2 separate regions of the Homo sapiens genome follow, and region 1 is linked to region 2. The links are chromatin loops, found by intact Hi-C in ENCODE. Cell type or tissue: MCF 10A. All regions are shown on one strand. Links, peaks and the distances in the headings refer to the core of each region. The heading gives the core; the rest is flanking DNA. Region 1 holds the start of ITPRIP-AS1 (ITPRIP antisense RNA 1). Region 2 overlaps SORCS3 (sortilin related VPS10 domain containing receptor 3).

Region 1 (15,400 bases), core at 4,262-12,261, 480 kb after region 2:
CAGCCTAGTGTGCTGAAGGAAGAAGGGCGCGATGGAGAGCGCGAGCTCGGAGGAGCTGTGTCGGAGATGGCTGCCGACAGAGGGGGCGCAGGAGGGTGTGGGGAGCGCGGGCGCCTGCTCCTCCCGGGTGGGGGCTGACTTTGGAGACCCCCTTCCCTTAAAGCGCGCGTGCCCAGGCGGGCGTATTGTCTCCTCGCGGTCCCGCATCCTGTTCCCGCCGCGTCGGGGGATGCGTCCCGGGCGCTCGCTCCAGCCAGGGCTGCGGGCAGCTCCTCCTCGAGGCGCGCGCAGCCTCGGAGCCCAGAGCGGGACCACATTTTTGTTCCTAGTGGCCAGGTGACCCGTTACTTCTCACATCTGAGCAGAGCGCTACCGAAGAAAGAAAAGCCGGTTCGCCCTGCTCATTTGCTGCCCCCTTTTCCCCTTCCCCTTCCCTCCCTTCCTGTAAGGGAGGAATAGGCGTGAAGTTTTTTTTTCTCGGTTCATGGTAGTGAAGTTATGGGGCTGCTTCAGGCCGGATAAAATCCCCGCCGCTTCCTCTTTCGGGACTATTAGTGGGCCAGACCTCACGCTGTGCAGACTTGCTCTTGGGCTGCAAATAACTCTCTGCCCCTTCACCCCTAACCCCACCCTCAACCCCATCCCTGTGACTTTGCCATTCTGGCCGCCTGGTGAAGACTCCCGGGGCGGGACTCCCCATCCAAAACGCTTTCTCTTAAAAAAAGAAAAAGAAAAAGAAAAAAAAAGCCACCGACCAGGAAGGTAAAATATTTTACGGAACCAGGCAGGGGCCTCATTTTGCCTTTTGCCCCTCTGCTGGTATGAGAAAAGCACCCTTTCACAACTAGTAGAGTACCAGATACTGGTCTCATTTCACAAACAGTAGAGTACCAGATATTGGTCGCAATCTGGACTCTGGTCTTTTGGATCTAAATCGGGGTCGCGGTCTATTTTCTTGTTCTTTTTTTGGATATGACCCAGTGCTCTTGCCTTTTACAAACCGAGTCTATCTGACTGCCAGCTAAAGTTCATCTGTGGTTGGTGCAGTTTTAGGCCCAGGTGAGCCCTGAAAATAGAGTATCAGAAAAGTGGATTACTGTCTTTCCTCCTTACGAAAACAGAATAGGCTGTGTTTTTGAGTCCTCCCTCCAGCCCTCGTGCCTAAGTGGCTTTCATTGTTTGCTAATTCCCTGTATGTTGCGGCTGCTCTGGGCCATTCTGCCTTCGGATTTTCTCCACTTGTGGGTAACCATGAAGTAGTTATACTGACTCTCTGCTCTCCCTGGGTGCATTCTTCTCATGCTCAGTAAATCTACATTTTACGTAAGATAAAGTAAGCATGTGAAATTATAGCTATCTGTTTGGCAACAAAAGGAATGCAGTTTTGTTTTCGGTTTTGTTTTTTGCATGACTGAGTTCCCAAGCTTAACTTTTCCCTTTGGCATCCTGAGCTTGGGGTCCTAAGGTTGTATTTTCCTTTCACAGCTATCAGCAGAGACAGGTAGCCATCAACAGTTAGGAAAGAGTCTGGGCTGGGTGGCTGCCTGTCTTCCCAGAGCTTTGGGAGGCTGAGGTGGGAGGATTGCTTGAACCCAGGAGTTCCAGGCTTAGAGCTGGGATCACTTGGTTGGGATCACTTGGTTGGAGCTAGGATCGTGCCACTGCACTCCATCCGGGTGACAGAGTTCAGACCCTGTCTTTAACCTACCCCCCAATGCCCCGCTGCCCCCCCCCCCCCAAAAAAAAATAACTGGGCAGGAGAAGGTGCTTTCAGAGTCCAAGACTCAGGTTCCATGTTTCGAGTTGAGAGTCTGCCCCAGTAGGGTTGAGGTGGCACGGCAGCCTGTGGGGCTTTAATGGAGAATCTGCTTGGAAGGGGTGGGTGCTCCAAGTGTTCTGGGAGCTGAGAAGCAGGACTTTATTATGGATGACACCAGGCCATCCTGGACCCTTCTCTCATCCAGTCTTGCTGGGGAGGGGTACAGAGCCAGGAGGATGCTGAGAACTGTTCATGATAACCTCCAGGGCTGCTGCTAGCCTATTCAGTCCTTCGCATGAATTAGAATAAGGTGCTCTGTCTTGGCAAGAGGATGGGGCTTGATGCCTCTTAGAAATACTGGCCTTACTTGAGTGGACATAGCCAAGCCATATAGCTGGATAAGTGGCATGTGAGCTGGATTTATCCTCACCCCTCAGCCAGGTGCCTTAAGCAGTACACTGCCTGGTCCACCATTCACACAGCAGCCCTGATAAACAACCACTATTGAGGGCTTAACATTCGCCAGGCTTTTTTTTTTTTTCCCCAAAAGTACTTAGCCTGTATTAACTCATTTAATCCTCACAGTAGCCGTATGAGTTAGGTATTGTTAACTCCATTTTACAGATGAGGAAACTGAGGCACAGGGATGTTAAGTGTTCCAGAGCCTGGAAGGTGAGTCTTAATCACTGGGCATTCATAGACCAAGAAGCAACTTAAGCTTAAAAAGCTAGTTTAATTGGGAACCCTCGTGGGAAAGGGGGAAGAACAGTTGCCTTTTTCTTTCTCTGTCAAAGGAGGAAATACCCATTCTCAGTCCAGGTGGAGGAAGGAGGGGAAATTCATCTGGCAGGAGGCAGAGGAGGAAAGAAAAGAGGCAAGCCGGGCCTTGATGGCTGATGGGGAGCCTGGCCCAAGAATCAAGTGACTTTCCTTAATCTCTGGGCGGTGTGAGGTGGCAGATCCAGTTTGGGGCCTGGCATGAGGGTGATGAGTAAGTGCCCCCAGGTGTGGCTCAGAGGGAAACGGCGGTGGCTGCACGCAGGGTCCTGACCTAGGCAGAGAGCGAGTGGAAGGAGGTGAGACAACTGTCCTGACCTTCCAAACCCCTAATCCCCATCTGTGGTCTCTTGCTTCCTTGTTGAAGTCCCATTCACCCACAAATGCCCTTCTCAAGTTCGTCCAAGAACCCTTCCTGAAACTCCATTTCACAGTTCCATATACATGATCTCTTAGTTTCCACACCGTACAGCTGAGCGCTTAATTAGCTGGAACCGAGCATTTCACTATGTACTGTCGATAGGCACTTTAAACAAAATAGGCTTCTCATCAGTGAGGAAGTCAAGATGCCTCCTGGGAGGGGCCAGCTGGTGCCCAGCAGATTGCTCAGAGGGTGGTGTTTACCTGGATCACGTCACCTGTCCCAGGGCATGGCTCTTAGCTGTGCCCGCTCAGAAACCCAATTTCCATAATTTTCAGAGTGGTTTGGACTCAAGCTACTGATTCACCCTGAGAAAGCTCCCAGAAGAGGGTGTACGAATCAGAATGCTGGTTTATTAATTTGCAAGGAGACTTCGCAAACATCACACAGACTGAATGTCGTCTCTTCCCTGCGTCCTAGACAAGCCATATGGGAAACCAAAGACCAGAAGGTGGACTGCGCTTATCAAAGCTGGAGTCAGAACCAGGCAGGAGCAGCATGGGGTGAGGGTGGGGGACAGTGATGTCCAATAGTGCAGGGCTTTGTCTACCTCTGCGGCCCTCTCACCAGCAGAAAGATAGCTGCCAGGTAGACTGGATACTCAGGTCAGCCTGGCTATGGGCATCTCCTTGGCCAGTGCCTCAAGGGCAGTATTTCCCTGAGAAATCCTGGTAGCATTTCTCCCTTTCCTCTCTCATAATGTAGTAATTTTTTATTTTATTTACCTATTTGTTTAGTGCTTTGCAAGCATTAGCTCCCAGAGACATAGATTTGCATTTGCGTAAATTCGATAACTACTGTACAATCTCAGAGTTGTAGGGCCAGGCCATGAGAGTAAGTGCTATATGCAAATCAAGAGGATGATCCGGTAACCTGGATGGATCAATAGAAAGCCAAGCATAGAGCAAAGACACGTGGTCCCCAATCAGCATGGAGGCTGGGCCAAGGCTGGCCAGTTGTTGCATCCCCTGCGTAGGCCAGGGGGTGAAGCATTCCTAAAGCAGTGCCTGCTTCGGCTGCCTCAGGCAGCCTGCCCTGCTCAGCTGGCCTCTTTAGATTTAAAGGGCTCTTTCTGGTCTCTGTCCAGGCCCTTCATGGCTCATCTTTAATGAGCCACATCTCCAGGTGCCCAGAGCCAAGGCGGTGTGACTGCACGGGCTTTGAAGTGGGGCAGACTTGAGTTGAGTCCTGGCTCCACCACTCGGTGGTTGGGCGTTCTCAGTAGTTGGGCAGGTGCCTTGATTCTTCAAGTCTCGGTAACATCATCAGTAAAATGGGGATGACCCTCAGGGCTGTGGGGAGGGTTGACCCAGACGATGCACAGAAGGCTCTGAGCACCGTGCCTGGCGCAGACTGGAAACCTGGCCAGTGTGCGCTCTTCAGGACAGCAGAGGTCGGTTGGAGGTCTGCATTCTCTGCCGACTTGGGCCCCAACTTCCCCATCAGGTCACTGCTCCCTCCTCTGAGGTCTGGACAAAGGACAAGGCTGTAGGGACCTAGACTGTCCTAGACGGGGAGGACATCTATCCTCAGTGGTCTTTCCAGCAGTTTGTTTGGAGCTGCTCATCCTGATCTTTTGGCTGACTCTGGCAGAGGGAAAGTCAGATTTGAGGCCTGAGCTCTAACAGGCATCCAGAGAGGAAGGAAGGGTAAGGAGCTCTTCTGGGCGAGGAAAGGGGTCATTTGGGAGTGCCCCAGAGGCCTGTAGACCCCTCCTCAACAGTTTAGGACCTGTGACGTTTCCCCACAGAGAGCACATCCCCCCTCTATCTGTTAGGCCCACCCCGTGACATCAGTGAAACGGAAGCACCCTGCAGGTGACATCACTGTTGCTCAGGGCAACGCCTCCACCCTAAGGCGGACGGGGAGGTGAAAAATCGGCCTCAAGTGTGAGACGCATGTTGAAGGGAAGGGACATAGAAGGTGTAACGTTCACAGGTGTGTTTCTCAGAGGCTGGGGAGAGGATGGGCCCAGTTAGCGGCAGGGTGAATAGAAGAGGGAGGTGCTGCAGTCTCAGATCTGGGCTGTGTCAGTTGGTGGTGGGTCTTTAGGCCTTGGGTCAGAGAGCGCAGTGCTGACAGCTGCAGTCTCCTTCAGTTCTCTGAACGGGACTCCTTAGGGGTCCTCCTGCAGCCTGGATCTGTAAGGAGGGTTAGGGGAAGGGCAGGCTGGAGCAGTGATGGGGCCATCAGAAAAGTGACTTTCCATTCTTCAGCCTCCCCACAAAAGAGAGTGAGAAATAGGATGCTCACATCCTTATTACGGGGGCTTCATTGATCGAGCAGCCATTGTGTATCTGTTATGCATGGCCTGTGCCAGGGATTCAGCGGCCTCGTGGAGCGTTATGATGAAATGCACATGGAGAGGAAGAGTGTATGGAATCCACTGCCCCAAGAGGCAGGACCAACTGGAGATAGGAATCCCGTCTCACAGTTCACCTCACTCAACTTAGCATTCCCTGTGGAATTCTAGATGGGTTAAACTAAATTCATGGAATGCTTTCAGTTGGGTGTGCTTGAGATACACTTGCTAATTTGGGAGTGGAGTCAGAGGGGGCAGCCATGGATGTCCATCTTGTCCCTGGGATGGCACTGTTTACAAGGCTGAGGTCACTCAGCAGTTCTGATGCTCTTAACTTGGTGACCTGTGTTTCCGCCACATCTTATCAGGTGATGCCTGCTGCTTCTCCTAAGCAAGGGCTGCCAAATGTCAGCACAGGAGACGAAAGAGGCAGGAAAGGGAGGACTCCCTGCCCTGAAGAAAGATGAAAAACTAGATGATATAGTAGGTGTCTCTGTAGAGGTTTCAGGAATCGCCTTGTCCTTCCACTTGAAGGCACCTGATTAAAGTTTTTGTTTTGTGCAACTAGGCATAACTTCAGGTGCTTTTCTGATGTCCAGCATTTCGGTGGCTAAAGTCATTGCCCTAATTCTTGTATGCACCTAGCTTTTTCAGGTTTATAAATAAAAATTAGAGTATCATTAATCTGCAGAATCCACCGTTATGGATATGACATTGTTCATATAAGTAGAATGGCCTTATTAAAAAAAAATAGTGGCTTCATTTACTGAGCAAAGCCCCATTCTAGGGGTTTACACATATTTATTTCTCCTCCTCACAATGGCCCTTCAAGGTGGGTGTTATCCTAGTTTTACAGGTGAAAGAACAGACTCAGAGGGACTTGCCCCAAACGGACAACAACAGAGAAGAGATTCGAATTTAGATTTGCTCTCTCCCAGGGCCTTGGACTCTTTCTGCCACCTCAGGCGTCTGTCTGGACACTGTAGCCCAGAACACATACAGATGGCATAAAGAATCCCACAAAGTTTTAAGTGTCAATACTGAGAAAACAGCAAGCAGACCACCAACTCCAGGCCTGAGACTTCTGGTCCCTTCCTGCTGTCTCACTCTGATATTAGCAGACCTAGTGAGCTTTGGAGACTCCTTCTGCCAAGAGATTCTGTGAGTGTGGCCTGAGCTATCTGAGGGTGAAAGGAAGGAAAGGCTTTCCCTTCCAGCACTGTTTGCTTTTCTGTTTAATAGGCACAGTAACAACCAGTTCCTGATAATATTCAGAGCACTTTGCAGTCCTCTGCTGGAAGTCCCTAGGAAAAATACAAAGCCCCGCAATTATCAAATGACTCACTTCCAGGTGCATAACACAGTGGGACACTCACTGCCTGGGAAGAGGGGCTCAGCTTGGAAGCAACCCTGGGCTGCTACTGCTTTCTCTCCCTTCTAGGTCATTTCCCTGAAGCTGATGCAGGAGTCCCCCCAACTCTCGCCCCCTCCTCCTGTATCAAAGCAGCAGGGAAGGTGTTGTCATTATTTTGGCCCTGCCCGCTAGTGCAAAACCATGTGCTCATAACATACTGTTCTCATGGGAGCCGGCTTCAATAGCCTCTTAGCAGCAGCCGGGGGACCCGCCTGAAGTTTACGAACGCGTCCTTTGTTTGCTGAGACTTTGTTCCAAAGTTCCCAAGGAGGCAGGGGTGCAGCATGCCTGGGCTGGAGGGTAGGAGAGCAGGGGCTGCCTGGGTCCTACCCCTGTGTGCTGCCCCAAAATGTCCCTAATGTACCCATGCCGCTTCCTGACATTTCACCCCAACACATGCCTACCTGCCAGTGTCAAGAGAGCCCTCACTCCCTTTTTTGCAGAGAAGGCTTTCCATTCCTTTTATCTCAAATAGCCCAGGCCACACTCACAGAATCTTGGTAGAAGGAGTCTCATAAGTTCATTAGGTTTTACTCCCTGCTTCATGCCCACATTTCATCTAGATTGTCACCTACCCTTCCCTAAACAGTCCGGGTGAGGAAAGTCCATAGGTACATGTCTAATGTTTCACAGATACCAGGTCACTGAGCAGCACAGCTCGTGGCTTCATGGGAAGAGTATAGGCTTGAAAGTCAGATAGGTTTGGATTCAGATCCTGGCTCTATGATGTTGGTGAGTGGCCTCACCTCTGTGCCTCAGTTGCCTTATCTGTAAAATGGAGATAAGTGCCTGCCTCAGAGGTTTGATGTGAGAATGATACATGTAAAGCTTTATTGTGCAATGCTTAAGCCTCAATAAATGGGATGCAGTGGTTGTAATTCATTAAACCCTCCCATGGTGTGTCAGGGCCCTGAGGCTTGTCCAGTTTTTTCCTGAAAGAAGAATTACTTCTCTGCTCCTTCTCTTACTCTGTAATCCTCTGTTTATTTCTACAAGAAGCTTGAGCAAGAAGGGAGGTGTCCACGGCAAGGCAGCTGAGGGTCAGAAAACGTGTCAGGGTTCATTCCTGGGCCATTTTCTAAACGTTGGCAGTGAGTCTGCCTGCAGTTACATGAAGGCCAGTCCAGACCAAACGGGGCTGCAACCGTCTCTGTCTCCAGGGCTACGTCTGGAAGGGATTTTGCTGGAAGGGATTTTCCAAGGCACTTACACTGTTAGCACTTTGTTTTTCTGACTGCAGTGCCCCTCCCAGGAAGAAAGAATGTAGAAGTTACTTTATCCAGAGCTTTCCACTTCACTCCAGGAATTTCAAATTCCTGCTCCTGGGAGTAAAGGCAGTGAGGTTCTTTTCCCAATCCTAACTCCATTCATGTATTCAGCAAGCATTCATTATAGCAACTACCCTCTTCCAAAGCTGGGTACTCAGAACCTAATGGAAGAGCTGTCAGTGTCAATGATGCCAGATTGGAGGGAGTAAGGGAGGGTGCTGCTGACCTTCCTAGGTCTCCAAACTTCCTCCTCTTCCTCTGTGTCAGCCCCTGGGGCCTTTAGAAGAAGACAAGGAGGTGGAGGAGACAACTTAGTCATACTCCCCAGGCTTCTGGAGGAGCTGCAGGGATGTTGTTCACCCACTTCTTCCCAGAGGACTCCTTAACATGCAACCATGACGATTTAACAAATCAAAAAGGAGACATGACCGCAGCACCAGTACCAGTGCCAACAGCAGTATCATTTACCAAGCACTGCCGAGTGACTGTGAGATGGTCCACAAGGCCATAAATTGGACACTATTGCCATAGCAAGTTGTAGAGCCAAGATTCAAACCCAGGCCTTCTGATTCCAGAGTTTGACTCCTTAGCAATGGTTCTCTAAGCCTCTGCAAACTGTTAAGCTCTTCTTAGCTGATGAGCTTTGGGCTGTTTCTTTCTCGGTGACAGTAGGAGTGGAAATGAGCCTGTGTGAACTTGACACTATCAGTGGCTGCTTGCTGCCCACCTCAGTCTGACTGACGCACATATGAGTCATGGGTCCATGCATTCAGCAGGCATTATTTGGACACCTACTGGGTGCCAGCACAGCCTCGGTGGAGCACCCGCATCACACCTTATTGCTCCGTCCCTGTGACTAGAAAATGATGTCATAGTAGGGTTGTTTTGTGCAATCCGTAGAGAGTGTGACTCTGAGTAGTCATAGGTACTTCTGGGAGCAATTTTGCTAACTGTTCCTAGCCTTACCATGTGGGCCCTCTGCTCTCCAGAGAGGAGGAGGACTGGTTTGCTCTGACTAACTGGTGTGGGAGGGCTGGCAGAGGCCCGGCTCTATTGTTCAGCCCAGATCCTTGCAGCAGAGCACAAGCAAAGACGCTCTTAATTTTTTTTACAGCTGGGCTGGCCTCCCCTTTGTCTTTGTGTCTGTTACTGTTCCCCTTTATTGAGATGAAAGGGGTTTTTAGATCTTTGCAGGGAGAGTGTGTGTGTGCGTGCATGTGTGTATGTGTGTGTGTGTGTGTGTGTGTGCATGCGTGCAGGAGGCCCACAGCGCTTCTCTTCCTCTCCCCTCCCCGCTCTCCCCAGCCCAGCTGGGGCCCAGGCTTTGTGTCAGGTACCGCCTAAGCCGCAGGGGGACTCGGGTAGAAGAACAGTCTGGGATTTCTTTCACTGTGTGGGGCCTAGAATCTCAGGAAGCCAGGACGTGGGTAAGAGACCAGTGGGGTGGGGAGGCTGAGGTGGGGAACAAGCCTTTCCGAGGTCGTGGACAAGGCCTTGGGGGGTTCATCCTCCCCCATCTCCTAGAGGCAGAGTGTCTTTCTAAGCTGGGCTCTCTTTGTTCCCATCCAGGGGTCAAACAGAAGGTGGCTGCTGGGTGCTGGCCCTTTATTTAATTCCATCCATCCTAGTTTCTCAGTGAAAGGGGGAAAGTGGAAGGGGGCGGGGAGTGGCCAAGGGAGGGCTTTGTTCCCTCCTTGTTTTCCTTTGTGTTTACTCCCGGTTCTGTTCCAGTCCCTTCCCCTTTCCATTGAGTCAGTGTGTCTGCTATTGTGCAGAGCCTGCGTCTAAGCGTGCAGCCTCCCCTCCCTGTCCCACTGAGAAAGTGTGGTTTTGCCTGAACGTTTGTGGCTCTGCTTGGAGGCAGGGGGTGTGTAGATCATGGGGTGGAGAGAGAGAAAGGGGACGACTCTTGGGAACTCTGGCATGTCCTGCCCCAAGGTGGGTATTCATGCTCTCTCCAAACCAGCACCCTTGTGGGTGAGATGCGGCCACAGGGCTAGGGGAAATTCGGAGGAATACGAGCCCAGACCAAGCCAATGTAGGACAACGGGAAGTGGTGAGGGCGCATTGCTGTCACTGTGATTCACGCATAGAAACCGGAGATGGGAATCCTGGAGGCTGAGGGAGACCTTCCCCTGCAGGCTGGCTGTGGGAGAGGCATCCTTCCTGCAAGTGGTGGGCATTTGTGGGGAACTGTCTTGTGAAAGTGGTGCCTCCAGTGCATGGTGTGAGCTGTGGGCCCCCAGGATAGTGTGTGTCCTTAGCACGGAGCGCAGGTCTATGCCAGTTGCTCTGGGGAATGCAAAGACAAACAGGACCCTGCCCTTGCCCTGGAGGAGCTCACAGTGAGGAAGGTGATGGGGCAAGACAAAGACAGAGGCAGCTGTCGGGCACACCAGGGCGACACGGGGCCTGGAGCCAGGCTGTTGTGTGACCTTGAGCACATTGCCCCACCTCTCAGCACCTTGGGCTCCTGCCAGGGACATGAGGCTGATGGCCCCCTCCCCCGGGGTTGCTGCGTGGGTTAAATGCAATAATTCAAGGATAGAGACACATGGGACCAGCCTCAGTTGGGTGCCTGCTGTGTGCCGGTGCATCTACAGAGCCACCTGACCTACATGAGGTACCTGGTGCACTCAGTGGGGCCTAATTCATATGTCCCTCTCCCTCCCCTGTTCTCCTATCCCTTGGAAGAAAGAGGGATTTGTCTTGGGATCCTGGAAGGCTCCTTGGAGGTGGAGTCTGAGATGGGCTTGCTGTGAGGTCAGTTGGGTAGGGTTTTGGCCAGCAGAGGGGTGAAGCATGGATGTTTCCAGGAATGGTGGGGAGGTGCAGGAGCTATCTGGGGGACAGGAGATGATCTGAAGTGGCCGGGCCAGGCAGAGAGGGAACCAAGAGGTCCTCTGAGGCTGGTTGGGCCAGGCCTTGAACATTCTTAAAGCGCTGACTTGTGTCCCATGGAAACAAGACTCCCTTGAAATGGGGAGGGGAGACGTGCAGGGTTGGGGAGCTAACTGGGGGTTTGGAGTGTTAGGGAGAGCTCAGATGAGCTGACCCCAAAGGCCTACGCTGGCCAGCACACGAGAGAGATTCCATCTCACGTGGAATCCCCAGGCTTCGGTGCAGAGCAAAGGCCAGGTCAGAGGTGGCTGGGGAGACTGGAGATACCCCAACAAGAGGAAGGTCAGCGAGGGGAGCTGGCTGGGAGAGAGGAGGGTGCATTGCGCTTTGAGACTGCAGTAGTCTCCTGGGGTGGCCATAACAAGTTGCCACACACCAGGAGGGCTTAAGACAGTGGGCATTTATTTTCACAGTTCTGGAGACCAGGATCAAGGTATCAGGGCCACACTCCCTCCAGATACTCTAGAGGAGAGTCCCTCTTTGCCTCTTCCAGCTCCTGTTGTCTCAGATGATGCTCAGCTGTGGCAGCGTCACTCCCATCCTGGCCTCCGTCTCCCCTCACCTCTCCTCTGTCTCTCTCTTTTGTGTCACTTCATAAGGATACTTGTCATTGGATTTAAGGCCCACCCGGGTAATCCAGGATGATCTCATCTCAAGTTCTTTAATTTAATCACATCTGCAAAGACCCTTTTAGGTCCCATTCATAGGGGCTGGGGATTAGCGCGAGGACGTATATTTTGAGGGCTGCCATTCAACCCACACAGTTGAATGGATCTGAGATGCCCTGGAGGGAACGCGTGGGAGAAAAGGAGGTGTGGGCCAGAGCTCAGGGGTTGCAGGGGAGCCCCCTCCTTGTCTCTGCTACTGTTTTACTCCTTGTAGTCTCTTCTCACTGTCCTCTCCACAACCCAGCCATAGAGATCAGGCGTTTGTCTGTCTGTCCCAAGATGCTGTGATTTCTATGATGTCCTGCTGGAGGAGGCAGGCAGAGTGGCTGGACGGAGGGACACTCTGTCCTTCCTGGGAGAGGATGGCTTCCCTGCCTTCTCCATCTGCTCGCCGAGGGACGTGCATCAGCCGGCGGAGGAGCGGGAACAGGAAGGATGTGGCTCACCCACCCAGAGCCAGCAGAGTCCAGCCCTCTGTCCTTCCTGTGCCTCTGCTGGCTGGCAGACCACCCCCATGACCCAGTCCTGAGAACAGAGTTGGCATTCTGGTGACTTCTTGAAACCGCTCCCTCTCCCGAGAGTGGGCCTTGAGAGCACTTAATGCTTTGGACGGGTGTGAGCAGCACCTCCTGTGAGTCCGGCCAGAGTGTCCACATGCAGACAACAGAGGCTCGCTGGAGCAAAAAAAGGCAGCTTCTGCCCCGCGTGTACTTCCCCACCGGCTCGGTGGTAGGGCCACCTCAGGTGGGCACTGGGGTGGAGCTCTCCCCTCTCTGCTGTCTGTCCTGCTGCCCCACCTCACCAGAGTCCAGACTGACCCCTGGGTGCTTCTGAGCCCAGCATCCCACTCAGTCAGTCTGGGCTCTCCCCTGGGTTAGGGAGGGACAGTTGGGGCTCCTGGGGCCCACAGGCCTTACTCTAATACCAAGCGCTTCTTAGCGCAGCACCATTAGGCCTTTTTGCTTAGGCGAGCCTCTGCTGTCCGCGTGTGCACACGCTGGCTGGACTCGGGGTGCCCGGTTCCACCCACTCGAAGCATTAAGTGTCCTCAAGGCCCATTCTAGGAAGAGGGAGGGACTTAAAAAAAGTCACCAGGATGCCAACCCAACAAAGCCTCTTCTCTCTTTTCTTCTAGTCCTTGCAGAGGCCATGGGGAAGGAAGAAAATCTGCTCTGGCATTTACACTAAGTTCCTACAAGGGCTGGCACAGAGTCAGCCCTCATAAGTGCTGGTTAGGATTATTCCGAATGTGGCTGCTGGGGCCAACGAGGAGACACGGGAGTAATCAGGCCTAGGTTTGGGGAGAAAGGTGGAGCCAGTATTTCAGGGAGTCATGGACTCAGAGGAAATAGTGGGTTTGCTGAGTAGTTGCTGATGGGGTAGGAGTAAGGAGAGTCCTGGGTTAGGGGTTACCTTGAGGAACGCTTCATGGGGGGTTGCAGACCAGAGCCCACAGGCTCTGGGTGGCCACTAACATATTTTATTTCATTTTCTTTTCTTTTCAAGACGAGGTCTCACTGTATCACCCAAGTTGGAGTGCAGTGGCGCCATTTCAGCTCACTGTGACCTCCGCCTCCCGGGCTCAAGCAATCCTCACACCTAAGCCTCCTGAGTAGCTGGGACCACAGGCATGTGCCACCACGCCCAGCTAGTTTTTTTATATTTTTGGTAGAGACGGGGCTTCGCCATGTTGCCAAGGCTGGTCTCGAACTCCTGAGCTCAGGCGATCCATCTGCCTCAGCCTTCCAAAGTGCTGGGAATTATAGGTGTGAGCCACTGCACCCAGTGTTGCTCACATGGTTTTTAAGGAATTTTTGAAATAGCAGCTAACATTTAAAAATGGGGGGATTTTGACAAAGTCCAGATTAGTGGCTTTTCTTTGGGAAAAAAAAGATCTTGTCATTCTGGGTGCACAGAATGTGTGGCGTGGGGACTCGCCCCTTCAGACGAAGCATGTGCCATCCAGTCGACCAGTGTCCCCTCCTCTCAGCTGTCCACTGCAGCCCCGCTCATTTTCCCTGCGGGCTGGCCCTCCCAGACACTTGATTTTACAACCCGGGTCCTCGAGACAGGTGTCTGGAGAGAGGAAGGGAAGGAGCCCAGTGGCCACAGGGTGGCAGGTCTGGGGGAGGTGGGTTGGCCAACATGATGGTCCTGCCCAGTGGGAGAGGGGGCAGATGACTGGACGGGGTCAGGGCTGCAAGGACGCCGAGAAGAAAAGGAAGTGCGGCAAGCCCAGAGCCGCAAACGCACCCTTTCCACCTACTTTCTCAATGATCTTTTTGTTGGTCCTCTTCCTTCCTCTTTCCTCACTTCCTTTCTTTGCCTGTCCCTCCCTCCCCTTTCAGGGCCCAGCCTCCGGCCCCAGTCTGCTCACCTGCCCCTCTATATTCCCTCTCCTGTCCCCATTTGGAGTGCAAGTGAAGAGGGACCCAGCCAGAGATGCCCTGGTGGGAGCAGCTCTGAGACCTTGCACTTGCTGGAGCAAAGCCCTTCTCCTGTCCCACTGTCCTGGAAGGATGGGAGCCAATCAGGCTGAGCAGTGACACATTCAGAGCCATTGTTACTGAGCCATTTGTGCTGTGTCCTCTGTCCTGAGTTAGGCAACAAGGAGGGAGTTGGTGGAGACATGTCACTCCCCAGCTCTATCTGCCACCAGCCACCTCCTCCCAATGTGCAATAAGTCAACTCCTACTTACATGTTGGGAGCCTGCAGTGTGCCCAGCCCCGTGCGTGGTACCCTGGGGGCTGCAGGAGAACATTCAGCTTCTTGACCATGCTGGAACTGTAGGTAGGAAGGCAGGGACCGGTGGGTGACACAGTAAAGAGCAGGAAGGTGGCCTGACCTGCAGGAGTTCCAGGAAGGGTGAGATAGGCCAGATCCAGGGGCAGGTGCCTGGAGAAGGGCCCTGAGCTGGCCTTGTGCTATGGGAAGCTGGTGTCACTGCAGCATGGGGCGTGAGCCCTGCTAGAGAGAAGCATGGAATTGAGGGTGAGACAAGTAGGCTGGGCCATGGGAGGAGGGTTTCACGATGGCTCAGACCGCCCGCCCATGAGTTCCAAACTCTAAAACCAAGACTCAGGGTAGAACTCATGCTCCTTTCTCAAAGTCCTGTTTTTCTAAGGCCTGGGAAGCTCGGGAGACAGCCAACCTGGATAATTTTGGTGGTCACCACTGACAATGATGCTGCAGAGGTACCCCCAGGCAGGGGAAGAGGCAGGACCCACTCAGTTTTCCATCAGTCCCTTGAGGGGTTGGAAGGAGACCAGAGGGAGGGGCAGACTCAGCCTAGGTGCTGCTCACATTCAGCCATGCACTGCAGACTCAGGAATCCTAGAGGCCACCCAGTGACCTTCCCAGAACATCAGTCTTCTTCATCTGTAAGAGAGTTTTAATGCAACTACCTAAATGAGGTTGTGACAATTAAATGACAAAACATATGCAGAGTACTTAGCATCCTGCCTAGTATGGGGTACCTGCTTCCTAAATGGCTGGTCATGTAAACATCTTCACCTTTCACCACCCTTCCCCTGTTCTGTGCTGGAATCACTGCCAGGTGCTCCCTGGGAGGGTCCACGGGATGATACCCAGCCTGCCTCTTCTACTCCACCCACCCTCCAGGCCTAGCATGTCTTCTCTTGAGGCCTCGGTTTCTACCTCTGTAAAATAAAGAAACCTAAATTCAACTCTATATTCTGACTTTCTTAAATATTTGGCTTGATTTCCCCCCAACAACTGTGTACCTCATCAGCTGGGGCTGAGAAACTGCAGCACAAGGCCAGGATACAGAAGGAGTTCAGCCCAAACTCATGGCAGTTTGGGCCTCCCTTGGCTCCTTCTTTCTTGGAGGACCCAGAACCTAGTGAAAGGGACCCAAGTCACCCCCAAG
Region 2 (15,400 bases), core at 4,620-12,619:
GGGAAGGGGATAGGAGGAGGGGGAGGGGGGAGGGGAGAAGGGAGAGGAGGGGGGAGGGGGAAAGAAGAGGAGGAGGGGGAAGCGGAAGAGGAGGGGGAGGGGGAGGGAGAAGCGAGAGGAGGGAGAAGGAGAGGAGGAAGAAGGAGAGGAGGAAGAAGGAGAAGGGGGAGGAGGAAGAGGAGGAGGAGGGGGAAGGGGGAGGAGGAGGGGGAAGGAGGAGGAGGAGGGGGAGGAAGGGGAGAAGGGTGGAAGAGGGGGGAGGAGGGAGGCAGGGAAGGGAGGAGAAAAGGAAAAAAACAGTGACTCCTATGATTGCCAATTGAAAATTGAGATAATGTGTCAGCAGCCCTTATTAGGTACTAAATAAGGGGTAGTTTCCCTTAATTTCCTGGAAAGGAAATCCATGGGCCCTATCTTCCTCCTTGGCCAGGTCTCTCATGAAATGTGCTCATAAGTAGTGTGGGCCCCTTCAAGATGACTGTAGATCCACCGCTTCCAAGTTGGTGAAAGTACTGAGGCTGTCTGGGTGTTGGAAACAACAAACTTCCTTTGGGCTTGAGGGGAACAGACACTGTGGTGCCCCAGAAGCCAGGAAGCTGGGTCCACGAAGGTGGATACAGGCTCTGGGCATGGTGAATTCTTGGGTGCCCGGGCTGAAGGCTTGGCCTCCCTCCAAACTCTAGCAGCTGTATTCCCTGTTGGTCTTAAAGAGAGAGGAGAGAAGGATGGAACAAGTAGAAGGAAGTGAAAGTAAGGAGAGACCACTCTAAGCAGCACCAACTTATGTTCCAAATGATTCTGCAAGCTAGGTTTTGTTTCCAATGATTCAGCTGAGGAAGCTCAGGCTCAAAGAGGCTAAGGAACCTCCCCAGTCACACAGCAGCAGAGCTGGGACCTCCAAGCCCTCCCTCTTTCCTCACCACAAAGTGGTTTTTAAAAGTCTGATGAGTCTGGAAGGTGCGCTGAACAGACGCCAGCCCCTGACTGGCTCCATGGGAATAGCTACTAATTCACTAAAACCACAAACTTCCTGCACTTGGGTGTACCTCTGATAGGTGTAATTTGTGTAATGTGAAAATATGCTGCAGGACAAAGAAAAATAATTAGCAAAGTGATAAGGCACATTCTATTTTTCCTTATATCAGAAAGGATAACCATTAACAAATGGTTAGTCTAAGACCCACCAAAGCAGGATGATCTCTGAAATACAAGGACAGGTAGTTTATACATGAAGAAAAGTAGAGAGTGAACCAATGCTGAAAAAAGGCCTGGCATCTTGCTTTCAGCAGATTAAAGAAAAGCAAATTAACTCATTTCTGAAATGCCAAAATGCCATTTGAATTAGTGAAAATTCATTTCAAAGTTATGAAATTTAAGGATATTATAAAGAAACAGATATTCCCATATCCTCCTGCGAATACTGTATGCTGGCCCAGACCTGCCAGGGAGCATTCTGGCAGAATGACAAAGCTATTTATGCCCATTAACCTGCTAAGTCCACTTTAGGTAATATACTCTTATATTCCATGGAAATAATTCAAAAGCGAAAAAGAAAAAAAGCTATTTGTATGGAAATATTTATAACAGTGCTATCCCTCACAGGGAGAAAAAGCAATTAAGCAACCTAAATAACCAATAGCAGGGACATATTCAAGCAATTAATAGCATATTCTATGATAGATTCTATATCATTACTACAAATTGAAAACTGGAACTACATGGTCTTATGGGGAAAAAACGTATGAATATACAGAAGTTATTAATTACAGCAAAAAGTATGCTCATTCTTATTACAGCTATATAGAAATAATACATATGTGTCCACTGATAAACTGGCACTTGGTATTAATGAGATTATATCTTATAAAGTTAAATGCATCATGAAAAACTGTTTTTGTTTTATGTATTGATTTTGCCTGAAGCCTACCTTAAAAAAAAGTGTGTCTATTTAGTATGTCATTGTGGAAATGCACATGGGTGCATTTCCCATGTGCACAAAAGTATATGGGTGACAATCAAGATAGAATAATATTTTTGAATAATTAGGAGTGTGGTGAATTTGTATCTCAATGTCAAATCTTTATTTATATTTAAATGTGCCCGATAATGTTATGCTCCAAGATACCCAGTGGGTGACTTTTTTTTTTTTTTTTTTTTTTTGAGACAGGGTCTGGCTCTGTCACCTAGCCTGGAGTGCAGTGGTGTGATCTCGGCTCACTGCCACCTTCGTCTCCTGGGCTCAAGTGATCCCACCTCCTCAGCCTTCCTAGTAGCTGGAACTACAGGCGTGTGCCACCACTTTTGTATTTTCAGTAGAGACAGGGTTTCACCATGTTGCCCAGGCTGGTCTGAAACTTCTGGGCTCAAGGGATCCACTGGCCTCGGTCTCCTGAAGTACTGGGATTAGAGGCATCAGCCACCGCACCTGGCCCTGACTTTCACATTGTTCTTTACAGTGGTGATAACTGACTGTAAATCTCTGGGGTTTCACTGACAGAACAGCAGTAATCACGCACAGGTGTCCTCCTTCCATCAGTGCTGTTTGTCTTTTCTCCTCCTTCAGACTGCAAGCTTCTTGAGAACAGGGATTGTGTCTTCCCTCTTCCTCCACTTCTATCCACAGAGAGCATCTTTGAGGCTCTCATTCACACACTGGGGCTCAGTTAGGACTTGACAATAAAGATAAACAGAAAGGAAGGATCCTAACTACCAATTATATTTGTAATATATAATAATGTGAGAAGACTTAAAAATGGGAGCTGAAGTACAAATAATTAGCTTGCTGTGTTTTATTTTGGCATAGGTCTTGAAGCAAATAAAATGCTCTCCACATCCATTAATTAATAAGTGGTATCTACTATGTCCTAATGATGCAAATGATAAATTTGACCCAGTCCTGCCCAACCTCCAGAGTATTTCACATTTAGTCAGTTAGATGTGTAAACATATTATGACAATATAATGAGAGTGTCTGGGAAAGCGTGAGGTACTGTCAGTGAACAGAATTTGACAATCAGGGCAGGCTTCCAGGAGGAGAAATTGATGTCCAAGTTGAGTTCTAGAGGATGAATAGGGGTCTGACACATAGAGACATGCATTGGCGGGAGATAGGAATGGAGCAAAATTCCAGGGAAAGGGGACAACGTCTATGAAGGCACAGAGGCATGCTGATCAGGAATGACAAAGACAGTTGAAACATGGAGTCTTAGTTCAGGGTTGCTGAGGGTGAGTCAGTGTAAAAGCTGGGCTTTGGAGGAGGGTCTAGTTCAAATATTTTGCATGGCATGTGCCTTTGGAGTGGGAAAGAAGAGCAGGAAGATCGGAGGGAAAGAATATAGAAAAGGCTAGTAATACTACTCACTGCAGGTAGGAAGAGAGAGAGGAAACAGAAGGCAGGTCACTGAACCCCATTTTCCACAAAAAGGAAAGCTGATTTAACTCCCCCCTTGTGTCTTGAGACTCCAAACACTGCCCATTCCACTGCTGTGAGTGACTAGCCCCTTAGAAGCTATTCAGGTAAGAGATATTCTAGAAGAGCCTGTGCATGATTAAGAGATGAGAGAACATATACGAATTTCTACTTAAGTTGCAAAGTGACTCTGGAATAGGGGGAAAAAAACATAAGTCTTCCTAAACTATTCTTAAAGACCACACCCCCTGGCAAAAAAAAAAAAAAAAAGAAAGAAAAGAAAACTCCCTTAAATATACTTCATCAGTGAGATAAATTTTTTCTTTGCCCAGAGAAACAGATTTTAGAATTTCCAAAATGATCACGACAATGGTGGAAGAAATTTTTTTTTTCTCAAACCCATGAAAACATTATCGTCCTGGTTACTATTTTCATTTCATGGAAGAGATAGATTATTTTTCTTTAAAGTGATTCTTGCCAGCCCCTGGAGCATCTTCAGTGGGATCTTCTCATTTGGCGCCATCAGCTCCAACCAACCCATGAAGAGAGGCTAAGGGGTGTGGGACAGGCCATTAGACCCAACGCTGTAGAGCAGAGAGCCACCCTGTTCTGTCCTATACATGCACCCAGCACACTGGAAATGAGTTGCTAAGGCTACGGTAAGGAAATGACCCAGGTTCAATCCTTCCACAAATGTTACTGAAGCCCCTTCTGTGATCCCATCACTGAACTGAGTATGTAGATTAGTATATTAGTACATAAAACAGGCCAGCCCTAAATTCATGGAGCATAAAATCTAGTCGTAGGGGTGACTGAGTCTTGTAAACTAAACAAAAAAATAAATATATAATCTCTAATTGCAATGAAGTTTCCTGAATTAGAGAATAATAAAGTGAGGATACCTTTCACAATGTGAAGTCACAAACACCCTTAGCAGATGATGAACGGGTCGTGGGAACTGTCTGGTCACTTGAGGAAGAGCAAAAGGAAAGGCACTGTGCTCACAGGGAATAGCAGCAGTGAAGGCCCTGAAGCTGAAAATACTTTGGCACATTTAAGAGACCAAAGGAAAGTCAGGGAGCCTGGAGGGTGGTGGATAAATCTGAGATGAAGTTGAAAAAATGGTGAAGCAGGCCAGGGCCCAGTAGGCCATGGAGTAAGAAAACTATCCTAAGATGATTTTGGAACTAAAGACCAAGGCCCTGTGTTTTGAAGTTAGAGCTGGGGGCAAATTGCAGTGCCACAGAAAAGAAATAGGTGGGCTCTACATTCTGATTCTTAAAGACTTAAAATCCATATACCCATGATCCACCCACAGCATCCCCTTCAAGAAGGACATGGGGATGAAACTGGTGCATACTTCCTCCAAATACTGCTCTGGTTACCCTTTGAGAGCTTTTGAGCTCTACTGGCTCTGGATGTTTACCTTTCCAAGCTAGACTCCACAGCACTGCCTTGCTGTCTACTCATCCAGCCCCTGCTTATAGCCCACACTTAGGGCCCAAGCTCCACCCAGGCCCTTAAGAGTAAAACCTGGTTCCAATGGGAAAGGCCCATTAGGGGCTGGAGTTTTCAGGTTAAAGTCGCCCCCATCCCTGTGTGTGACTACCAATGTATGACTCACTGGAATATTCCAACATTGTGCATTGTTATTATTTGAGGAAACAAAGCTTTTTATTTTTGGAATCGCCAGCTGGAAGTAGAGGTAGAAAAGGCAAAGGAAATAATATTTGAGTAGAAGAGGTTTTGTTTATTTGCTTTAACTGAAATAATACAACAAAAGCTAGGTCTCAGTTTGTCTACTATTTTGACAGGATTCATAAAGGAAACAAAATCTTGGAAATAACTAAGGATGGACCTAACTAGTGAGGAAGTGATCACTGGGCTAAGGTGTACTGCGTCCTTACTCTGACATTTTAGATACGCAACTGCTGGAATAAGGAAACAAAATCTTGGGAATAACTAAGGATGGGGCCTAGCTAGTGGGGAAGTGATCACTGGACTAAGATGCACTGTGTCCTTACTCTGACATTCTAGGTGCGCTACCACTGAACAGGAGAGTTCTCCAAGAGAGATGGAAATCTCTGTCTACCCTTCATCTGGATCCTTTCAGGGTGCTACTACCAAGTTATTTTTTTTCTCTTTGGCATTTCCATTTATTCATTCCTCTTTGTTTTTTCTAGGTTGTCAATTCCTTTTATTTTTGTTTATATAAATGTATGGGGCACACGTATAATTTCATTAGATGCATAGATTGCATAATAGTCAAGCAGGGCTTTCAGGGTATCCATCACCCAAATAACATATATTGAGACCAGATTGATGTTTTCTGATGCACATCTCTTGGCAGGCCATTCCTTTGTTCTCAAAACATCAATCATTTCCCTGCCTGCAAAAGTCCATAGCCTTCAGCCGAGAATGTAAGGCTGTCTGCTATCTGGCTGCCACCATCATCTGCCCTGCACCGCTCCGCTAAATGAGCCTCTGGTCTCTGACCTGACTCCCTGCGTATGAACCTCTCCCCATGAGATGCTGCTCTTGGCTTACTCCAGAGCTACTTCCTCCCCATCCTGCAATGCTTATCCTAAATTCCAGTCCCTTTCTAGGGATCTAGTGACTAGGACAGAAAGCACATATCTAGGCAAAATTTGTGGCTCTGCCACTTTTCAGCTGTGTGACCTTCGGCAAGACACTTCACTTAAGCTCTATAGCTTCCATTTCCTCCTGTGTAAAATAAGTGTGAAAGCTCTGCCTCACCAGGCAACTGTGAGGAGTAAATGAGGCAAAGCACTGTGTTCCTTCATGTCTCCTGGCAAGTTCCCTCTCTTCTCAGAAACCAGCCTCAACTCCCTCAGGCAAGTTCTGTTCTCTTGCATGTGCAACTTAGAGTAATTATCCTGGTGGTGGTTGATTGTTTGCAGGTCCCACTCCCATGAAGCTGGGACCTCTTTGAGAACAGGCACTCAGGTTTTTCATCTTTGTATTGCCAGGAAATGAACAAATGAATGAATGTGTAAAATATCTGGTCCAGTTCCTGGCACACGAAATGTACCAGTAAATATTTTCCCTTCCTATATGGTACTTTTAATATGTTGTTTTGTGTTATAATTATTACGTGCATGTCTTATCTCTTTCCCTGGATTTTAAGTTCCTTGAAGCAATGGGCTTTTCTTAATCATTTTTAGAATTTTGTTTTTTAAATTTACATACAGTACAATTCACTCTTTGTGGTATACATCTCTATGAGTTTTGAAAAATGCATGATATTGTGTAACCATCTGTCTCAGACATTTTTATTTCTCCCTAGGCACTATCGCTCTATAAATGTTTACTGAATAAATGAATAAGTGAATGAAGGAAACAATAAATAAACAAATATTTGCTAGGAAAGTTTCCACAATAGCCACCCAGATAGTTCTCAAGGCAAAGAAAATCAGATGACAAGTATGTAACTGCTATACCACCTTTCAGCAAAGTAAATTCCCAATATCTATCGGAAATCTTTTAAAAACACTTATACCCTCTGGCCCAGTATTTCCACTTCTAAGACTATGTACAGCAGAAATAATCAGATGCCCACATGATTTAGGTTTCAGGAAGGTCATAAAGCATTATTTATAATAGCACATTATCAGAAACAACATAAACAGCCAAATAATCATATAATTAAACTGTACTACTTAATATGATGAGACTGAAATTATATTTCTACATTTTACTTTACAATATTGAAATGTCTACTTGTATAATGTTAAGTGTAAAATGCAATCCATAAAACAGTACATATACCATTAACAAGTGTTTAAAAAATATACACACTATATGATGACAATGTTAAATATAAATCTTTATATAAAGTGTTCATCTAATTTTACAAAATAAATGTACACGTATGTTAACATAATCTCCAGTGCGTGACAGGCCATTTCTGTTTCCCTCACTATATGTTTTCAGATTTTCTAATTTCTTACAACAGATACTCCTATTTCTTTTATATTCAGAAAAAAACTATTATAAAAATAGAGGTGAAAATCCTTTATTTCTGCTTTTAAAATCTCATAACCTTTATTTCATCTCTAGATGACTCAGTGGTGGCTAAATTTTAACATTCAAGATGTGGCATATGGCTCTGCTTAAACAAGAACATGCTTTCTGTCGGAAGCATGTTCAGAAATAGTCCAACCCACTGGTGGGTGACACATTTCATGCAAAGCTCCAGGAAGCAGCCCCTATCCCAGGGGGCTGAGGCTTCAACATGGTTACATCAGGAGAACATCAAATAAAGGACACTGTGTACAGTCTGTGGCTCGATGAGCAACTTCACTTTCACCACTAACAGGCTACATGACCATCCTTAACCTCATATGCTGGGAGTACGTTTTATTCATTTCTGTATCCCCAAGCAACTAGTAGAGTAGCTATCCCACACAACAGACGACAAAATAATGCTCATTAAATGAGGATGGAGACATCATGAGTAAGAGCTGGAAGGTGGTACAAGATGTGCTCTAAACTATAAAGCAGTCCCGCTTGGAGAACAGGTGTGGCCAACTGCAGCAGTGGCCATGATGTCACACATTCCTGCAACCACACTCATTTCCTGTTGTAACTTGAGCTTCAATCAAGAGTCAATCACCCCAGGCTTTAAATATAGGTTGGCGTTTTACTTGTTTTGCCCAAAACAATATGACAGAAACAATGGTGTTACAGTTCTGAGTCCAGGTCTCCAGAGACATTGCATGTTTCTACTTGCTCTTTGAGAACCATGCCTAGCCACAAGAACAAGCCTGGGCTAGCCTGCTGGAGGATGAGACACATGTCTGGCTTCCCTAGCACCCCAGCTGACAGCCAGCCAACCCCCAGGAGCAGGGCCAGTTAGCTGGCATGGGCATGACTACAAATGTATGAGGAATCCCAACCAAGACCAGAACAACTGATCAGCTGAGCCCAGCCAAAATTGCCAACTCACAGAACGCTTAGGCAACTAATTAAGACACTAAGTCTTGGGAGATGAATGACAAATAGGCTATTTCAGCTTTTAAATCCTATTTGTATATCCTAAAGGTATCTAAAACTCAAGACATTTGAAACTGAACCCATGTTCTACCTCCCAAAACCTCTACTGTTCTGTGAATGGCGTAACTATCCTTCCCATTTTATATGACAAAAAATGAAAAATCATTCTTAAATCTTTCCTTGCTTTCTCCCTCATTTTACTATAGCCAACGCAATCAATGGGTTGATTTTGCCGTCGAAATATTTCTCAAATCCATTTACTTCTATTTCTATCACCAGCACGTCTTCAAGTTACCAGCAGTCCATTTCTGCTGTGTGACTTTTGACAGGTTACTTCATTCTCTGTTCTCTGAGCCTCCACTCCCTTAACTGTAAAATGGGATAATTCTAGTATCTGCTTCATAGGATTGTGCACATCAAAGTATTCAGTAGAATAACTGATGTAAATACTCAGTAGATGTTAGTTAATTTACCTTCATAAGATGGCTGATAGAGCTTCTTCATGATGGGCTCCAGTCTCCTTATCTACTGATGGTTTCCACCATCTCATTTACATGGAAACAACTGCAAATTGCCTTTACTCAATGCCTCATTCTCTTTTTTGATTCCAGGCCTTCACACATGTTTTTCCCTCCATCTGAATGTCCTTCCCATCATCCATTACAGGTGAATGCCTATCCTTCAAAACCCAAATCATACATTTACCTCCATATTTTCATTGTTCCCTGTTGCCCCCATTTAGAGTCAGCCATTCCTTTTCATGCTATCTCTGTGCTCTATGCATGCTTCTCCTGTATTACACATTATACTAATTTATTTATTTCTATCCACTATTTTCTTGTTTACTATTTGAAGCAAAAGCCCTGTCTTTACATCCTCAGCCCCTAGTGTCCAGAATATAGTACTTGCTAAATAAATCCTTGGTAAATGGATAAATGAAGATCCACTCTGATGTCCTTCACCAACTCACAAAAGCAGAACGTATCCTGCTTCTTCTGCTTCAGAAGTCCTAGTTCTGTTGGTGCCAAAGCAACTGGCAACCATTTGGAAAATATTTGCTCTCACTCCCCCCACCCAGATTCCAAATTCCAGTTCAAAGCCAAGTGCCTGTCTTCCCGCCAGGGCAGCCCACAGCTTTACTGCAAATGTTTCCCTCAGCTCTCCCCTGTGCATAACCTTAGCTATATTATTTACGACTGTGAACACCATAATATACATTTAAATATGCTGTAAAGGTCAGACAACTGAGCCATACCCCTTCCTGGGAATCCATTTCATATCATGGCAGAGGCAGGCCTTCCAGCCCTCACTCAAAACCAGATTTGAAAGTAAATTACGAAGCCTTTTTTTCTGGTGTGAGGACAACTCCCTCATGCATCACATTCTATGGAATCATCGCTATAAATCCATCTGTTACAAGCTGGGAGAGCAGCAAGTGTTGGAAGCCACAGAATGATTTTAGCTTTTGAGCTGTCACCCTCATATTCAAGAAGTTCAACTACAAAAATCAGCCTCACGTTTCAAAAAAATAAAGAGAAAAGAGGTGAAGAAAGCACTTGGAGAATGGATGCTGCTCCACCCTCCCCCACAACCTGAGACGCTCTAAACGTAGGATTCTTAGACTTCTAGAAAGCCACTCATCTCTTTTCTTCTTCCAATGTCCTCCAGTTTAGTAACCTCTATTTTTTACCTTGCCCTGATAGTTCATGTTTGTCTTAAATTTAGAGGTTTTAAGAACTCTTAAAGGAAATGATTAAATGGTAGATACTCTCTCCAAAGAAATATATAATGTATTCACATAAAAATTTCCACTTCATATCTGGGTGTTCATGAATTCCTCAAGACCTCTCCATGGGCCAAGGAATCCCCAAACAGAATGTACCATATTGTCACTCAGCTGAAAATGGAATAAAAAGTGGTATGTTTTTGTACAAAATGCATGTGCATGCGCACGCATGCATGCACACACACGCACACACACACATGCGCACACACACACAGAGAGCAAGGAGCTTAGTGAAGAGATTATAAAGAGCAGACCATTTCTTAAAAGCAACAGTCCACAAGGGTCTGAAAATGCTTCCTGGGAATCCACATCCTAGATTTTCCCAGAGGCATTCTGAATGCAAGAAGAAAACATTTGGGCTACATTAGGATGTACTCTAAAGAATCTGGTTCTTCCCAAAAATTCCCCAAGGTCCAGAAAGTTTTCCAGAATGTGTCATCATCCAAAATGGAAAGGGAGATCTCAACAGCTCAGACTAAACCCTAAAACGGCAAACACCCCTTAGTTCTCTTCCATGTGTTTCATTATGAAAACCACAAAACATCCAAGATAATTTGTAGGAGAAAGAAAAGGTCACCCATAATCACACTAGCCTCTTACAACTGTTCCTATCTTTATGATTTCTTTGTAGTTGGACAAAATGTAGACCTTTGTACAGAGTTAGGATCAAGTACATATACCATTTTAAACTACTTTTTTGTTGACAACTAACCTATTAATATATTCTCATTTTTCCACAAAGCCTTCAAAATGGTCATTATTGTTATTATGAAACAAAACTTACGTTATTTCCCTTTTAATGTGTTTTTATGCATTTAGCATATTTTCAGTTTTGAACAAGTCCCTAGGATAAATTCCAAGGTGTAATATTACTTAGTCAAAGGTAATAAACAATGTTGTGGCTTTGGGTACATCTTGCAACGTTGGCTTCCAAAGCAATTGTTTTGATTTACAATGCCACTACCATGATTACTCTCATGTCACCCCAACTGAAGAGGGTTCTAGAACTTACAGCATCATAAGTCACATTCAGAGACATTATGCTGCTGTTTTTTTGAAGCCACTATCCATAATCCTATTGTGTCACCTGTAACTGGTCTTCAAACTTCTCTATGCCTAAACTTACCCTCTGGGCACAAAGGAAGGACACTCAGAGGAGACAGCTAGAATGGTGGAAAGACGTAGTATAGGTTAGTCAGGAATATCCTGTTTAGATTCCTGGCTTTCTAAATTACTAGCCATGTGGTCTTAGGAAGGACACTTGGCCTCTCTGTGCTTCTGCTTTCTCATCTGGAAGCTAAGGATAACTTGGCTTACTTTACAGAAAGTAAAAAAGTGGCCAAAAATATTAACCCCCAAATATTCCAAACTTATCTCCCAACACTTGCTCCATTCCATGGGCCTCATAATGCAGACCAGGATGATCTGTAAGAAGAGAAGCAGGATATCTGACATAGGGGTTTACAAAATACTACGACTTACACACGCAAGAGAGAAAAAGAGAAAAAGAAAGAAAAGAATAAGTAAAGAGGGGAAAGCAAGAACAGGAAGAAGAGAGTTTGTGCAAGGGTAGAGAGTGTGAGGTATGAAGAGAGGAAACCTGGAACCACAAACTGAAGCATGAAGAACATGAGAAGGCTGGGAAATGACAGGAATTGAAGGCAGGGGAAATGTGAGAATGGGTGCTGTGGCTTTTACTTGCATCAGGTCCCTTCCCTACTCTGGATGTCCCTAGATCCCACCATCAAGAAGAGTAGTTACAACTGGTATCCATCCTCAAGCCTTGTCAAATTCTATCACACACCACTTGGAAACTGACATTTCTCCCTACTACCTCCCATGGTAAATCCTGACTCCTCAGGGTGACTCTTTGGCCCCACCTCCAATTTCATGAAATTGACTCCAACCCACCTTTTAAAAAAAATGTCTTCCACACTCTTCTAGCCAAAACCACTTTCAAACAACATGTGAAAATTTGAGATTTCCTAACTATTCCTTGCATTTTTCCATTTCTGAGCCTGTGCTCATGTTCCTTCTTGAGGCTTGGATGACTTTCAGTCACCCTCTCAAAATTAGTCAAGCTATTTCATGTGGTTCCTCCTCCATGAAAGCTTCCCAGGCCCTTCAACTGGAATTACTCCCATCCTCTGTGTTCTCAAGACAATTTGCATCTGCATCTCTCCTATAACCCCAATAACATTCTCATTGTATTAGTTATTTGTGTACATGTCTCCTTCCTTCTACTCAAGGGTAAGCAACTGAAGTGCAGGGTCCATGGCTTATGGCCCCTTGATGACTCACTGAGTGACAGATGGGTGTTCATTATGTGTGAGTGAGGTGTATTAGAAAGCTGAGTCAGTTCTATGCAATATCTGAGAATCAACTAAGGGTGACACTCATCGTTTGTCTTCTCTCATGGATCTACTTATCTAAACTCCACTTATTTGAGTGACTAGATAACATCAATGCACAAGTGAATGAATGAAACCTCAGAGTATCTAGCTAGAGTCCACCCTTTCCTAAGGCACACAGGAGGCTCACACCAACCAGCCAGTCCATCACCAGTCTTTCCAGTTGAAATCAAGTAAGTTTGCCCAACTCATGCCAGATAATTTGGCATCTATTCTGGTTTCCTAAATGGTATCAAATCTCCAAATCTTATTCTATCTCTGCCAGGAGTTTTGTTGACTTCTGAAGATTGAATATCAACTTTCAAAATAAATGCATTAAGATCCTACTTCCACGATGCAGCTCAGCTCATGGAACAGGACTGCACTATGCCCTGGTTGATGGGTTTTACTGCTAACTGTGTGACAGTGGTAGAGTCACTTCCTCTATCGTGGCCTCTGTATCTTTGCAATGCAGATAACCATAGCCACCCTGCCTACTCCCAGGACTACTGTGAAGAATATATAAAATCATGCAAGTGAGGGCACCTTACCAAAGTATCAGGTAGAATAAGGAAGGAAGAAAACTAACATTTGCTTTGGGCCCCTCCTATGAAGCAAAAATCATGAAACTTTCAACAACCTGTTTCATGCTCTCTACAATTCATATAGTCAAGAGTTTCTGAACATGAAATGTAAGGCTGGAAGAACGAAATTCAAATCCTAATTTGGCCACTTAGTGGTCATATGGCCTTGGGCCAGGTTCCTTCATCTTTGCAAAGCACCTGCCTCCTCATCTTCAAAATTCGCATTCTAGAGATGCTCATCTTCTGGACACTTGTCAGAATCAAGTGAGATGATCCATGTGAAAAAGCTGTGGAAATTGAAAAGCCCTAAGAAATTTCAAGGTATTATTAAAATAATAGAACCGTTTATGCCAACAAGGTAATTAGAGGAGGCAAAGGATGATATAGCTCCACAAACTTGTGAATAGAAACCCCAAAACAGTTCTCCAGGGCTGACTTGGGTCTCAGTCTTGTGTGGTAAAAGAGGATGGGGCTGGTCTTTCTCTGGAGCTTGAAACAGCCTTTAGTAGGGAGCTGGAAATCCCTGTGACAGCAGTAAATTTAGTCAAGAAAGGAAACCTTGGGCCCTGGAGGAGGCAGAGGACTCTCCAAGGAAGAGCTGGAGGAGAAAATGATCAGAAAAATAATACTGCCTTTCATGAGAACCCAGAAGTAAAAAATGGGGTCACTCACCTGCAGTGAGAGCTTGAGTGAATAAATGAGCCTGGGGACTCACATAGAAACATTAAACGCATTCCCTATAAACAGCAACCCAGAGATAGCCAGAAAGGGAGAGTGGCAATAAGGGAGAAGGGAAAAAGTGCTAGTGATGGGCAACACACAGGATTATAGAAAGTGCTTACAGAAGTGATTTTCAAAAATATTTCAGCCCAGGAAAACCTTCTTTAAGGGAAAGTTATGTGAAAACCCAATGCATAATACAGGTAAAATCAAGGTGAGCTGGTTGAGGAGAGGTTTGGAATCCCAATGCTCAGTGCTCAGCCCACAGCCTCTCCATTCCCCTACAGGCAGCTCCTGAGAGAAATCTGAGGAACCCTAAGGGACCTCACAGCAGAATCAGAAAGCCACTGACTTAACAGAGTCTTGGGATCTGTAACAGAGACTACCAGCTCTCCTCCCTCACCCATCCCCTCTCTTTCTTTTAGAAACAGAACCACTTCTACCAAATTTCAGTCTCCATACAGCTACAGACTTCTCTACTTTCCTTGTAGCTAGAAGTGACCATGAGTCTAAGTTTTTGTTTGTTTTGCTTTTTATCCAGTGAAATGTGAGTGAAAGTGACACATGCAATTTCTGAGTCACTTCATTAAAAGAAATTTCTGTCTCCCTATCAGCATGCATGTGACAATGAGTAGCTTCAACTATGTGAAAAGGACAAACTTAGAGGGTGGTAGAGCAACAAGGTGGATGAAGCCTGGGTCTCTGGATGACCTTGCGGAGCAGAACTACCTCCCCTCTCTGGACCACCCATCTACACCTGGACATTGGAGAGAAAGAAATCTCCATATTGTTCAAGCTTCAGCATTCTGGGTTTCATGATAACAGAAGCCTCGCCTATGCTCCAAACTAATCAGGGCCATAGGAGGGAAAGAGAAAAGAGTGAAAAAACTCAATTTGGTGTCTCCTACTCTCTATGCTCTCTCTCCAAGATCTCTGAGCACATGACTCCAGGCCCCACTACCAGAATGGTGACCTCTTTGATGTCCAAAAGTTGTCCATAGCATTTAATAGCAACAAATTCTGTTTATGTTTCATTTTTCAGGGAACCAGATTCTGTAGATGCTCAATAGGTCTTAACTGGACTCTTGAACCACACAGTGGTGAAACTGAGTATCTTTCCTCTCTTTGTTTTTGCTCCATCCAATCAGGAAGCCAGATTTCATGGTCCTACACACTCCCCACTTTCCCAGCTTTGCTGCTTCCTGGCTATTCCCAGGATAAGTCAATTACTTTTTTGGGGAAATCATAGCCTAGCACCTCTTTCTGTAAATTCCAAAGAGATCCATCAGTTCAGGTTTAAAAGTATTATCTCAATTCCAAAAACTATTACAAGATTTTGAAAAATCAACTTTGTATAAACCCTATAAAATCTCATCTTTGTTGTGGCTGCTTTTCAACTTTTCTTTCTTGCTATTTTCTCATCTTGATTGCCTAATAAAAGCAGAATATGGAGATTTTAGGCCCTCCCTTCCTATCACCTGACAGTCTCCCCATC

Evidence for each region. Peaks named below come from ENCODE experiments on the same cell type or tissue, not always from the same donor. Only the 100,000 strongest peaks of a DNase experiment are listed, where the experiment ranks them.
Region 1: it touches region 2 in a loop (26-fold over the local background); 1 of 110 quality-filtered maps calls a loop at or near these places.

The regions. Positions count from the first base shown.
Region 1 is chr10:104,322,833-104,338,232 of GRCh38, reverse strand. The region is part of intron 1 of ITPRIP (inositol 1,4,5-trisphosphate receptor interacting protein); the gene reads left to right. It overlaps ITPRIP-AS1 (ITPRIP antisense RNA 1), which reads right to left and starts at 14,869. Exons shown (of 3, transcript NR_120622.1): 1 at 14,663-14,869; 2 at 14,210-14,295; 3 at 11,488-11,894. RefSeq lists enhancers at 891-1,090, 6,743-7,388, 7,389-8,034, 9,973-10,618, 10,619-11,264 and 2 more and silencers at 6,488-6,782, 8,807-8,856. In MCF 10A, for the core only: no CTCF peak of the experiment used is centred there; DNase peaks (open chromatin) are centred at 7,652, 8,292, 8,812, 10,012 and 1 weaker place.
Region 2 is chr10:104,802,209-104,817,608 of GRCh38, reverse strand. All of the region lies in intron 1 of SORCS3 (sortilin related VPS10 domain containing receptor 3), which reads right to left. Among named protein-coding and RNA genes, the nearest start is that of SORCS3-AS1, 140 kb to the right of the region's middle. RefSeq lists enhancers at 7,745-8,268, 7,435-8,634. In MCF 10A, for the core only: no CTCF peak of the experiment used is centred there; a DNase peak (open chromatin) is centred at 8,148.